Linked DNA regions of Homo sapiens: all the other regions are linked to region 3. The links are chromatin contacts, found by Hi-C or POLR2A ChIA-PET in ENCODE. All regions are on one chromosome and are shown on one strand. The core of a region is the stretch at or near the end of the contact, and the rest is flanking DNA. Distances in the headings are between cores, read along the strand shown. Region 1 holds the start of MYBL2 (MYB proto-oncogene like 2). Region 2 holds the start of OSER1 (oxidative stress responsive serine rich 1). Region 3 holds the start of ZHX3 (zinc fingers and homeoboxes 3).

Region 1 (4,397 bases), core at 1-2,500, 2.3 Mb before region 3:
CCCGACGTGGTGACACGTGCCTGAAGTCCCAGCTACTCGGGAAGCTGAGGCAGGAGAATCGCTTGAACCTGGGAGGCGGAGGTTGCAGTGAGCCAAGATCGCGCCACTGCACTCCAGCCTGGGCATCAGAGCGAGACTCCTTCTCAAAAAAAAAAAAAAAAAAAAAAAAGAGGGAACGAAGGTTATCTGAGCTGCAGCGATCCAGGCAGGGAAGAGGTCAGGACCCCACTGTCCTGTCTCCCAGGCAGGCTGAAAAGCTTGGAGCTCAGGCCCCAGGCGCACAGGTGTAAGACAGGGATCTGGAGCCACAGACCTGGCTCCGGGCTCAGCTCTGCCACTTAAGTCTCTGGGGAAATAAGTAAAATGGAGACCGCAGTTCCTGCCTTTGCCCCAGGGACTCTCTCTCTCCCCCGCACCTTCAACCCCAGCTGCCCAAAACTCCTCGTGGGAACAGGAAGAGAGGTCTCAAACCGAACCAAGCTGGGGCGCGGAACCCAGGTGGGAGAGACAAAAGAGCCCCCAACTCAGCACCCTTCTCAGTCCAGGGGAGAGGGCTTGGGGGACTCTGTGCTCCCCGGAATGTTAAGGAGCAAAGCCCACCCACCAAGTTGACCCAAAACTAGGCTGCAACAAGTGCCTCCCAGGCTCGGTCTCCCACTGGCTGGGACTTGAAGACTCCCTCTCGCTCCCAGGGGTCGCCTCCCTCGCCGGCGAAGGCCCTGCCAGCTGACACCGGCCGGCCCACCCCCATCCCGCAATTAGGCGGGAGACAAAATGACATCATGCACGGCTTGGCCCGGGTCCCAAGAGACCCGCCCGTCCCAGCTCCGAGGCCCAACAGGCCTGGGGAGCCGCGAGGGACGCCCAAGAGCCCCCCAGCTTTACGCGCGCCCCTGCCTCAGAGGGCCCAGGACGCAGCATTTCCGCGGAAACACCCCACCCCCAACACACACACACACCCCAGCTTGGTGGGAGCCTGGGGAGGGTCGGGGGTATCTGGGTGGGGGAGGGGTGAGTTAAAGGGAGGGGGAGGGGCCCAAGCCCTCCCGGCTCGTCTCACCAGCGCGTCCGCCGAGACATCCCCCCGGCCCGGACCGCGCCGCGCTCGCCCGCCCGCCGGCAGAGCCCGGAGCGGGAGCCGGGCCGGGGTCAGGACCCGGGCTGCTCCGGCCGCTCCGGGCCCCGGGCCGCGCTCGAAGGCGTCAGCGTGTCAGCAGGTCCCGCGCTCCTCGCTCGCAGGAACTGCAGTCGCCGCCGGCGCGGGTTGAAGCACTTTTCTATCTCCCGCCAAGCGCGTCGGCGCCGCCCAGTCCTGGCGCGCGGGCGCCGGGGGAGGGGCCTGAGTGAGGGGCGGAGCCAGGGGGCGGGGCGGGGCGGGGCCTGCGGGGCGGCACCTGCCCAGACCCTCCAGGGCCGGCTGCAGGACAGGGGCGGCGGCCGCTACTTCGGAGTTGTGGAGCGGGCCGGGATGTGACCGAGGCCTGGCTCACGTGTCAGTCCGGGGCGGCCCAGGAGTATCCCACATAGCGAAGACCGAGGAAGGGGAGCGAGGCGCGAGCATGGGAGAGCCAGCCAGGGAAAGCGCCAGGGCGGAATCCCCCACGCTAGTCCAAGCCACTACTGGGTCCCTAGAGCCGCACCCTAAAGCGGCTCCTCACCCTACCTGTGCCTCTCCCTGCTTCCTCTCCTGCCTCCAAGAGACCCTCCTTAATAGACTTTATTTTTTGTTGTTCATTTTTCTTAGAGGCAGGGTCTTGCTCTGTCGCCCAGGCTGGAGTGCAGTTTCGCGATCATAGCTCACTGCAACCTCCACCTCCTAGGCTCAAGCGATCCTCCTACCTCAACTCACGGGTAGCTAAGACCAGGCACTCGCCACTACACCCGGCTGATTTTTTTTTTTTTTTTTTTTGAGACGGTGTCTCGCTTTGTCGCCAGGCTGGAGTGCAGTGGCGCGATCTTGACTCACTGCAACCTCCACCTCCCGGGTTCAAGCGACTCCCCCGCCTCAGCCTCCCAAGTAGCTGGAACTACAGGCGCACACCACCACGCCCGGCAATTTTTTTTTTTTTTTTTTTTTTTTTTTAGTATTTTAGTAGAGACGAGGTTTCACCATGTTGGCCAGGATGGTATAGGTCTCCTGACCTCGTGATCCGCCCGCCTCGGCCTCCCAAAGTGCTGGAATTACAGGAGTGAGCCACTGCGCTTTTTTTTTTTTTTTTAAGAGAAGGGGGTGTCTTGCTATGTTGCTGTTGCCTAGACTGGTCTAGAAACTCCTGGGCTCAAGAGATCCTGCCGCTTTGTCCTCCCAAAGTGCTGGGATTGCAGGCGTGAGCTCTTTCCAGAATTTAAAACCATCCTCCTCTCCCTCAGGGTAAATTCCTTACTCCACAATCACATTTATCTGATCTTCCAGACCACCACCCAGCCCTGGCCAAAAGAAACGGCCTCTTTGCCTTTGCCTGAGCCATTACCCAGGGCAGGAACACTTCCTGCCCCTCCCACGTGGCTGATTCCTATTTAATTTGGGGTCCACTGCCCACAATCTGCCTGTAGACTTCTGCATTTCCCCCTTTGAACTGGGAGCATCCTGAGGTCCAGGTGGCCTCTCAATGCACACCAGTATCTCCAGGGCCCAGTAGAAGACCTGACATAAGAAGCCCCAGGCAAAGGTTTGTTGCATTGAATTGTTTACCTTGGGTTTAAACTCCCAGAGATTAGCCCAGATTTAGTGGCTCATGCCAGTAATCCTAGCAGTTTGGGAGGCCGAGGTGGGAGAACTGATTCAGTCCAAAAGTTTGAGACCAGCCTGGGGATCAGAGTGAGACCCTGTCTTTACAAAAAATTAAGAAATTACCTGGCTGTGGTGGTGAATGCCTGTAATCCCAGCTACTTGGGAAGCAGAGGCAGGAGGATTGCTTGAGCCCAGGAGTTCGAGGGGCTCAAGCCCTTGTCATCCCGCCACTGCACTCCAGCCTGGGCGACAGACAGTGAGACTGTCTTTCCTTGAGATTTAGCAAAGGTTTTCTATATTAGATTGACATTTACCAAGTACCAAGGATCAAGTCACACTGGACTTCCTGGGAGCAGTGCTGAGAGGAAGATAAATGAGCTCTGAGACAGGACGCTGAAGAAACCAAATCAAACCCCAGCCTTTTAGCCCCTGTTCAGGCCTCAGAGCCCCCTTCCAGAAGCTGCTGGCCACCTGGGGACAGTCCAGCCACCAGCTGCTGCAAACTTCACTTACCACAGAAGGAAGACTAACTCACATCTTAAGTGCTAGAAGCTTCCACATCACTTAATTCAGGGTTTCTCCCGCCCACTCCCCTTATAAAGTAATTAATGTGGACATGCCCACTTCATTGAAAGCACAGCCTCCACAGCCAAACTTCCTGGGGTTTGAGTCCCAGCTCCACCATTCAGTTGCGGTATCTTAGGCAAATTACTTAACTTTTTTTTTTTTTTTAGACCAAGTCTTGCTTTATTGCCCAGACTGGAGTGCAGTGGTGTGATCTTGGCTCACTGCAACCCCCACTTCCCGGATTCAAATGATTCTCCCACCTCAGCCTCTCGAGTAGCTAGGACTACAGGAATGCGCCAGCATGCCTGGCTATTTTTTGTATTTTTGTAGAGATGGGTTTTCATCATGTTGGCCAGGCTGGTCTTGAACTTCTGACCTCAGGTGATCTACCCGACTCAGACTCCCAAAGTGCTGGGATTACAGGCATGAGCCATCATGCCCAGCCAATTACCTAACTCTTCTGTGCCTCAGTTTTCTCACCTGGAAAAATGGGATTTATCAAAATTTTAGATAGTTTTTAAACTATCAGCCTCCCAAGTAACTGGGGTTACAGGAGCACGCCGCCATGCCCAGCTAATATTTCCAGCCAGCATTCTGTTTATAAATTGTAACTCATTTAATCCTTGTAACAACTCTATGAGGTAGATACTGGGATTATCCTCTTTTAGCAGATGGGAAAACTGAGGCACAGACTTCCCCAAGGTCACAGTGCTAGTAAATGGCAGAGCAGGGATTCAAACCTGGCCTGTCTAGTTCTAGAGTCTATGCTCTTAATCACTATACTTTGTAGGTAATTATAGGATTAAATAAATTAATATGTGTAAAGCACCAAAAACAGTTCCTGGCACATAATGAGAGCTATATTGGCCGGGCACAGTGGCTCATGCCTGTAATCCCAGCAGTTTGGGAAGCTGAGGCGAGTGAGTCACCTAAGGTCAGGAGTTTGAGACCAGCTTGGCCAACATGGTGAAACCCCATCTCTACTAAAAATATAAAATATTAGCCGGGCGTGGCGGCATGCACCTGTAACTCCAGCTACTCAGGAGGCTGAGGCAGGAGAATCACTTGAACCTGGAGGCGGAGGTTGCAGTGAGCTGAG
Region 2 (4,083 bases), core at 828-3,327, 2.9 Mb before region 3:
TAAAATGAGAATTCACCAAAACTGTATTGAGCATCTACTAATCCCCAGGAAGTGTGCTAAGCCCTGGGAATTCAATCACGATCCAGACAATTCTTTCCCCTCAAGGATATATGAGATTTTTTTTTTTTTTTTGAGACAGTTTTGCTCTGTTGGCCCAGGCTGGAGTGCAGTGGCGCAATCTCGGCTCACTGCAACCTCCGCCTCCCGGCTTCAGAGATTCTCCTGCCTCAGCCTCCCGGGTAGCTGGGATTATAGGTGCATGCGCCACCATGCCCAGCCAATTTTTCATATTTTTAGTAGAGAAAGGGTTTCGCCATGTTGGCCAGGCTGGTCTCAAACTCCTGACCTCAAGTGATCCACCCGCCTCGGCCTCCCAAAGTGCTGGGATTATAGGCATGAGCTACCGTGCCAGGCCTTCTCAAGGATATATGAGATTTTATCTTAAGTTATATTTTGAAGTGGCAGCTTAAAAAGACATGTTTGGTTTTGATACATTTCACTTGGCAAGGTCTGAGAAAATAAATACATCATATTTCCCGCTTTTTCTTGTCCAAGAGATGTTGAGAAGGGCAGTTTAAATCCTGACTTACTAGCACTGTGAGACAGGACAAAGGCAGCTAGAACAAGTTATCTGATCTCTAACATAATCTAATGCTATCTAACTAGCATCATTAGGTTACAATGAACAGTTTTCTTTCAACCGGTCAGTTACTGAGCCTCTGGTATGAACGACGAGAATTTAAAATGTTTTATCCAGGGCCAACATCATGCTTCATGTTTAACAACGTTATACAATAAATTGTTAGATTTCATTTACAGACATAGGCCAGGCATTCCAAAGCCTGGCTGTAGTTAAGCTGGACACAGTTAAACCATCTTCGGCAGCCTATCTAGTTGACTACAACTAAGGTATTGGGGAATGACGGTGGATGGGGCCAGTTTTGGTTCAGGGAAAAACCCTCACTCTAGGGGTGGGCCACAATCAACGCCATCCAACTCAATTGCGCAAAATCATCTGTTCTCACGAAGCTTTGAGCAGTGCAGACGTGGAGCTGGAGATTGGCAGGCGAGGAGAGGCACAGCTAGATCAGCAGAACCAGTCCTGGTGATGGAGCGGGTGGCAGCTGTTGCACAGATCACCTTTTCCCGCCTACCATCTGAGCAACATTCAGAATCAGAAAAATGTAAAGAATCCTAAAATTCATCTCCTTTGGTGAACTGCCTAAATCTTTTTGCAAAATTTGGTGTGTAGGTGCATTTCTTTGGCAAGAGGATCTACAGTTCTCACCAGATTCTCAAAGGAGTCTACGCCTGAAAACACGAGATTCACCGATAAGGTTCAACTTCCTCACTTACTAGATGGAAAACTGAGAGGCCCAAAGGAGGAAAAGCAGTTGCCTCAAGACAAACAGCAGAGATATCAAAACCGAAGGCATTTCAATTCAATTCTAATTCTGGCTTCACACTATTGACCCTGGCCACGTCCAATACCTCTTCACTTCTCTGCAGGACCTAAAAGATCACCAGGAGGCGAGGGCTGGTGTCCGAGTCCCGGAGAGGTCGCAGGCAGTCCAGATTCTAGCATCACAGAAACTCTGGCCAAGCGCTCAGCCGGGGATTGTCTGCCATAAAGACCCCCGCACCCTGTCCTCGCCCCCGCCCCGTGGAATTCCTCTGCATAGGTGACTCCACGTAGAGGACCGAGCGCAAGGAGATCCCGGGGCGGTGGAGGCAGAGGACTACTGTGAAGAATGACGCCTACTCACTCACCTAACAGAGAGGAGGAAGCAGGCACGCCCCAAAAGCGGGTCGGGAGCAAATCCACGCCACTGGGAGGAGGCAAACCGAAGAATAACAGGAAATTACGTAAGGCGCACGTGCTTCTGAGGGGGGCGGGTGCGGGGCGTTGGAGAGGCGCGGCCGCCGCCCTGCGTCTGCGCAGTCGTCGGCTGCCGCGCTGCCGAGTCACTGGGGTGGGAGGAGCATAAGCAGGGGGAGGGGTGCATGCCGGAGTGCGCAGGCGCAACGCGACTCCCGAGGCGCGGGCCGCCCCCTTGGCTGGTTTGGATCCGGGTCAGTCGGGTGCCGAGATTTGGGAGAGACGCTCTGAACTGACTGCCCCGCATCACCGGAGCGTCCCAGCTGCGAGGAGGTAAGTGCCCTGACGTGACGGGGAGGGGCCGCAGCACTGCGTCTCAGCTTCCACTGCCGGTCTGGCCGCGGGCGGTTTTCCCCGGGCCCGCCCGCCTTGGGTCGCGTCGTCTCCCGACGCCTCCTGCCTGGGCCGGGCCTGGGCCTCTCCGCGCCCCCTTATCTGCCGCGGCCTGTGCCTGCTGGAGCTCCGAGCTCCACGCTCTCTCCCCTTCCCGCCTTCCCGTCCTCCCGCGGTCCCCCGCCCCGTCTCGCTCCTCCGCCGTCTCCCGCCCAGCGGCAGCTTCCCCTTTTCGCCCTCCTTGGCCGCCCTTTGCCCCTTCCAGTCCTTTCTCTCTCGCCTCGGAGCCCCATTCTCTTTGGCTACCTCTTCGGCCCCACTCCTTTCTTCTCCCGCATCCCTTGTGCCTCGCTCCGACTCCAGCCTCTCGTTCTGACCCCAGGAATCTCCCGAGGAGCGCAACTTCACAGCTGGAGACCCCGGGCGGGCAGTGCCCCTGGACAGCTCCCTGCTTGGCGTTGTCCCCACACTCCAAGCCCCGTCCTACCCCTCTGGGTTCTGACTAGGAATTTTCCTCCGTTCATGTTTAACCGCGACAGGCACAGACTCTGGGTGAAAAGAAAGAACTTTGTGCTTTGGCTGCAGCGCTGCGAGTATAAAGGGATGAGTGGGTTGCACGGAGAGGTGTGAATGTGCTTTTTGTCCTGGGGGCCGATTGTTTCCTCCCGGTCTAGTTTGCCTCTTAGAGTTGCTGGGTTTGGTTTTCTTCCCCATACTCTACGCTTTCTGGTGGTCTGGGAGTTTCGAAATCTTTAATGTTGTGATGACAACGCTTACCCGCGCATCCCTTCTTGATCGTTCTTAGGTCTTCTCAGGGGCCTGGAAGTGTAGACCTAGGCTTGGGATTCAAGGAGGTCTTGGTTAAAACGGCAAGATGTAAATAAGATTGTGACGCATCCATTTTGTTGAAAGAAAAAACCAGGAATTTGGCCTTTTGATGGAGGAACTTAGAAGAACTTTGTAATTTTTGTAAGGTTGTGGAAAATCCGAGGCAAAGTTAAATTGCCTGGTGTGATTTGACTTTAACTTCGAATAGGCTTTTTAAAGTTTCATCTCTTTGGAGATTGTTCAACTTCACGAGTTCACTGCAGTGAAAACGCCAAGACTGTCTCCCACAAATTTAATATTAATGAAGAAAGGCAAGCCAATTATATCTGTTGTCCGGAGTTAGTTGTACAGCCCTTTCTTTGAATGGGGATCTGGGGATGCAGAGGAGCATAATGAGCCTTTTATAATTACAAACATGCTCTTCTCTAGCTCTTAAGGTTATGCCTAACGCTCATTTGCTCTTGGCTAAAATAACTGAGAAAAAAAGTGAGTAGTAAAAAAATGCTGGAAGTCTGAAAATGGTTTAGACAGAACTTCATTCCTGAAGTTTTAGTCTGTAGCCAGATTTTAATTCTGGCCTGTTTTGGTTTTTAGATGATAGATCTTTTAGTGTGTCAACAGGAATGTAAAGTTTGTATTAACATCTAGGGTGATCACCTGCCATGCTATTAAGTCAGCATGGTATAATTAAAAGTTACATATGTAGGTTCAGAGCCTCTTAGCACAGTGTTACATTGTAAGCTCTTGGAGGGCAGGAATGAGATTCTAGTCCTTACGGAAATGGAGTTTGGGCTTCTATCCCTAGCATTCATTCTAGTGCCATGCACGTGGTAGGAATTCTGTAAATATTTGTGAAAGAAATGAATTTCTGCCTGTAGGGTTCAGCAGTGTATACTTAAATGTGATGTGTACGTAAATGCTGACTGATTTCCAGAGAGGGCTAAAGAGGACTTGGGGGGCGGTCTGCGGGTTGGGGAGATTGGCTCAGATGATTTATGAACTCGGTAAGAGCTGAACATTGACTAACGGATCATAAGGTAATT
Region 3 (4,155 bases), core at 1,062-3,561:
CCTGACCTCAGATGATTCATCCACCTAAGCCTCCCAAAGTGCTGGGATTACAGGCGTGAGCCACTGTGCCCGGCCAGAAGTATTTTTTTTACATGACTGTTTCCTCTGAAATACTGTTCCTCAAAGGTCGGGAGAATACCTCATTTTTCTCAGGATCCCACTGTGCCTGGATCAAAATAGATGCTCAGAAAAGTTTGTTGAATAAATGAAGTTGTATTGGAGCAGTATAACCTATATACATTCTCATTCATCCCAGAAATACTTATTGAGTACCTGAACATGTCGACCCATGTTCTAGATGTTGAAGATGGGAAAAACAAAGTTCCCACCTTCAGAGATATTATAGATGATATTCAGGTTAGAAGGGCTAGGCAGAAAAGTAAAGCAGGCTTAGAGGATAGTGATTGGAGTTGGGACTTGATACTTTAGTAGAGTGGTCTGGGAAAGTCTGGGGAGGTGACTTTTGAGTAGAAACTTGGAAAGCACACGCCTTTCTGATATCTGGAGGAAGCAACACCAAGTACAGAGGTTCTGAAGTAGAAGTGAGCCTCCATATTCCAGGAGCAAGAAGGAGGCTAGTGTGCCTGGCATGCAATGAGGAGGCCGAGTGGAAGGAGGTGCAGTTAGAGAGGTGGAGAGTATAAGTGGACGAAGGGCAGACACATAGGATCTTGGAAGCCTTTGGGAAAAAAACCACATTTTGGAAATGAAAAAAATAGGTGGGCATGGTGGCGTGCACCTGTAGTCCTAGCTACCTGGGAGGCTGAGGTGGGAGGATTGCTTGAGTTTGGGAGGTTGAGGCTGCAGTGAGCTGTGATGGGGCCACTGCACTCTAACCTGGGAGACAGAGTGAGACTGTGTCCCACTCTCCACCCCACTGCCCCCATATTTTTTTTTTTTTGGCTTTTACTCTGAGATGGGAAACCTTCTGGGGGCTTTTGAGCTTAGGTTTCAACAGGATCCCTCTGGCTTCTGTGTTGAGAGAAGGCACCATGAGAGCACAGTGGAATCGTGGAGAACAGGCAGGAGGCTACTACAATATTCCAGGAAAGAGGAAAAGGGGTATTTTAAAGGTAGAGCTGACAGGCTTTTCTAATGGGTTGCATGTGGGATATGATAGGGAGAGTGGAGTCCAGGATGACTCCAATGGTTTGTCTGGAGTCATCAGAAGAATGGAGTTGACATGAACTGAGGTAGGGAAGGTTGTGAAAGGAGCAAGCTAAGGTGCCACGTATGGGTGTTTGACTATCGACTTGTTTACTTGGACACATCGCTCACACTTGTGTATATGCTCCCTGGTTTTCAGGATCTGAAGGTTCTAAAGTTACTTGAAGTTAAAGGCAGCCTTACTTATTGAACACCAAGCACTGTGCAGAAATCTTTATATGTGGTGTCATTTAACCCTTTTAATATTTCTACTGATTTACTCATGTTTCATTGCCCTTTTACAGTTGAGAGATTAACACGTCCAAAGTCACTCAGACAATTATTAACCTGCTAGATTAATGCAGATCTGGGATTCCCATCCAGGTGTGTCAAGACCGTAGAGCTCCTGCTGTTTACTAATCACTGGATTCTAAAGGTGGGAGCCACTTTCTGAGCATATTTGCTGCAGACTTGGTTCCATAACTAAAAAGGTGCCTGGATCATGTGACGAGAATTCAGGAAAGAACCCAACCCCATCCCAGGCATTACAGGTTATACAACAGCTATGAAGAAAGGACGGTATTAGTGGACTCGAGGAGGCTGACTGATGTTTGAAAGTTCAAGTACTTGAAGACTCAATGTTAAAACAGTGATCAAGAGTTAGTTTTTTTGTTATTATTCTTAAGAAAACAGAAAATATTAAAAATTGCAGTGAACCCTTGGTTGGATAAAAGACCACTCCTAGTCGACGCTTGTTGGGAAACACTGGAATTGGAGGAGTGGGGGCAGACAGGAGCGAGAGCCCCTGCCAGCCTACACACACATCCTTTTGAAAGTGTAACCTGGTGTGACCTTCTTTAAGTGGTCCTCTGGAAAGAGCAGGATATGGAGTACAAAAGCCAGGAACCTCTGGGACCGCAGCATCCGCCCCCAGCGCCTCCTTCCCCGTCTTCTTCAGCCTCCACACGGTGGGGCGGGGAGGAGGGGGGAGGAGGAGTGCTGGCGCATGCGCCGGGGGCAAGGTCCGCTCCCCGCGACGTCAGGGGGCTCGCACCCGCTCGAAAGCCCCGCCCCGCGGCCGCCAGAGGCGACCTGGGCGGACTGGGGGGCCTGGGCCACGCCCCCAGCCGAGTCGAGCAAGGCCGAGGGGAGCCGTGCAAGGCCGAGCAGAGCCGAGCGCCTCCGAGAGCGGCCGAGCCCAGCCGAGCGGCCCGGAGTCGGTTGGTGCAGCTGCGTCCCCGCCGCTCAGCAGTCCGCGGCTCCGGCGTCGCCGCCGCCGCCGCCTCTGCGGGGCCTGCGCCGGCCGCCCGCCCGGCCGCGGGGAGGGAGGCCCGCAGCGCGGGAAGAGCGGCCCGGTCGCGGGCGCCGCCACCGCCGCCGCTGCCAGGTGAGCGCCCGCCACGGCCAGCCGGCCCCGCGTGCCCCCGCGGCTGTCAGTCCCCGGTGTCTGTATCTCTCTCTGCCTGTCAGACCCTGTGTCTGCGCGAGCTCCTTCCCGCCACGCCTGGCCCGCGGCCGGCCCGCAGTCTCAGTCAGCCCCCTCCCGCCGGCTGCCCCTGGTCTTTCTGTCAGCCGCCAGCACCCCCATGCTGAGAGGCTCCGCCCCTTCCCCCCGGAGCCCCGCCCTCCGCCATCTGTCATCACCCCCCGGGCTCCAGGAGCGGGCGTCCAGGGGTCCTAGGGGTCAGGGTAGCCCCGCGTGCCACCATCGTAGAAGGCGCAAAAGGGGGTGGTAGAGGGGAAGCGGGGGCGTTCGCGCAGGCCCGCCTGACCGTGTGAGAGTGCATGCCCGAGTGTGCGTTCCGCGTGTGCACCCGAGAGCCGCCTGCGTCCACGCCCGAGGGCCCTTGCACTCTGCTGGGATGTGGCAGCCCATGCCCCCGGTGTAAAGAGCGTCAGCTCGACCAGTGAAGGCGGCAGAGCCAGGACTCGAACCACTCGGGGTACAGTAGCACCCTGAATCTTGGGACCCTTGTCTGCCCACGCGAAAACACTACACGTGGGCCCCAGGTCCTCGGATTCCCTGAGTGGCGTGTGAGTGGAGTTTGGAGCTTGTTAAGCCTTCCCAGTTTGGGATTTTCATTCAGGGAAGCCTGTTGGAAGTGATTGAGGAGTGGATGGGATGTAGGACTTAGGTGGGGAGTGTTTGAGGGCTTGAGTCATTTTGAGTTGCATGGTTTACATTTCTGAGCAGTGATTGCCCTGGGCTTGTGCCCTGCGAGAAACTTATGTGACTTGGGGTGGGGGAGTGAGGTAGGAAGGAATGCTCCTTTCTGTTTTTATCTATGTGAACACATAGTATATATTTATCCAGATATCCTAAATGTTTATTCATGAGGCGTCCACACGTCCTTAATTTAAAAAAGGATTACAGTAGTTTCCATTTATACACGTTCTTGTGTGTTGTTATCTCAATGCTCTTTATTTGTGGTAACTTAGTATTGCAATATTTCAAAACTAAGAGAAAATGCATCCTAAAACAATTGGTATTTTGCCGGATAATTCTGAACCACGGAGAAGGAGCCAAAAGCGCACTTCATTAGCTGGAACAACTTATTCGAGCTTAATTTGTTTCTAAGAGACATACAGTGGAAAAATCCAGAAGCGCAAAATAGTATCAAAGACACATAGAAAATGAATGAAAAGGGCCCTTCTGTTGCTGCCTTGGAAAGATGGTATCAAAGTTGCTGTAGAGGACAGAGCCACTATGTAATGATCAACATATTAACCAAGTTGGTTTTGTGACCTTGATACATTGAGCGGGGCTTGATTTGTGCAGTGGTTCATGACAGGCAAACATTGCATGGGAAGTGTGGTAATTTTTGGAAAAAAATGTTCCCCATGTTGTTTTGGTTTTTGGTTTTGAGTTTGTTTTTTTTTTTTTCATATTGAAGTAAGATTTCAGACAAGGGAAGTCTCATGGTGGAGTGCTTTTTTCTTTTTAAAGATAACATTAAAAATTACCAAAGTAATTCATGTTTAAGGCAGAAAACTTGAAAAACAAAGAAA

What was found. Hi-C counts contacts between places; a loop is a spot of excess contacts on that map. ChIA-PET counts read pairs that join two places held with the same protein, here RNA polymerase II (POLR2A). Pooled maps may share reads with other maps.
Region 1: a pooled map shows a loop between it and region 3 (6-fold over the local background). The contact joins the promoter of MYBL2 here to the promoter of ZHX3 in region 3. A Hi-C loop is called at or near these places in 4 of 50 pooled maps. POLR2A ChIA-PET finds 5 or more read pairs at or near these places in 3 of 52 experiments (OCI-LY7, RWPE1 and WTC11).
Region 2: a map with no recorded cell type shows a loop between it and region 3 (14-fold over the local background). The contact joins the promoter of OSER1 here to the promoter of ZHX3 in region 3. A Hi-C loop is called at or near these places in 2 of 37 single-sample maps with no recorded cell type and 6 of 50 pooled maps.

Annotation. Positions count from the first base shown.
Region 1 is chr20:43,663,967-43,668,363 of GRCh38, reverse strand. MYBL2 (MYB proto-oncogene like 2) reads right to left here and starts at 1,250. Exons shown (of 14, transcript NM_002466.4): 1 at 1,061-1,250. The coding sequence starts at 1,080. RefSeq lists enhancers at 345-394, 1,161-1,455 and silencers at 1,045-1,424, 1,161-1,455.
Region 2 is chr20:44,208,765-44,212,847 of GRCh38, reverse strand. It overlaps OSER1 (oxidative stress responsive serine rich 1), which reads left to right and starts at 2,077. Exons shown (of 4, transcript NM_016470.8): 1 at 2,077-2,152. OSER1-DT (OSER1 divergent transcript) reads right to left here and starts at 1,888. Exons shown (of 3, transcript NR_038339.2): 1 at 1,771-1,888. RefSeq lists silencers at 1,675-2,123, 2,319-2,388 and an enhancer at 2,048-2,667.
Region 3 is chr20:41,315,887-41,320,041 of GRCh38, reverse strand. ZHX3 (zinc fingers and homeoboxes 3) reads left to right here and starts at 2,311. Exons shown (of 4, transcript NM_001384317.1): 1 at 2,311-2,533. RefSeq lists an enhancer at 1,882-1,931 and silencers at 2,042-2,491, 2,502-2,791.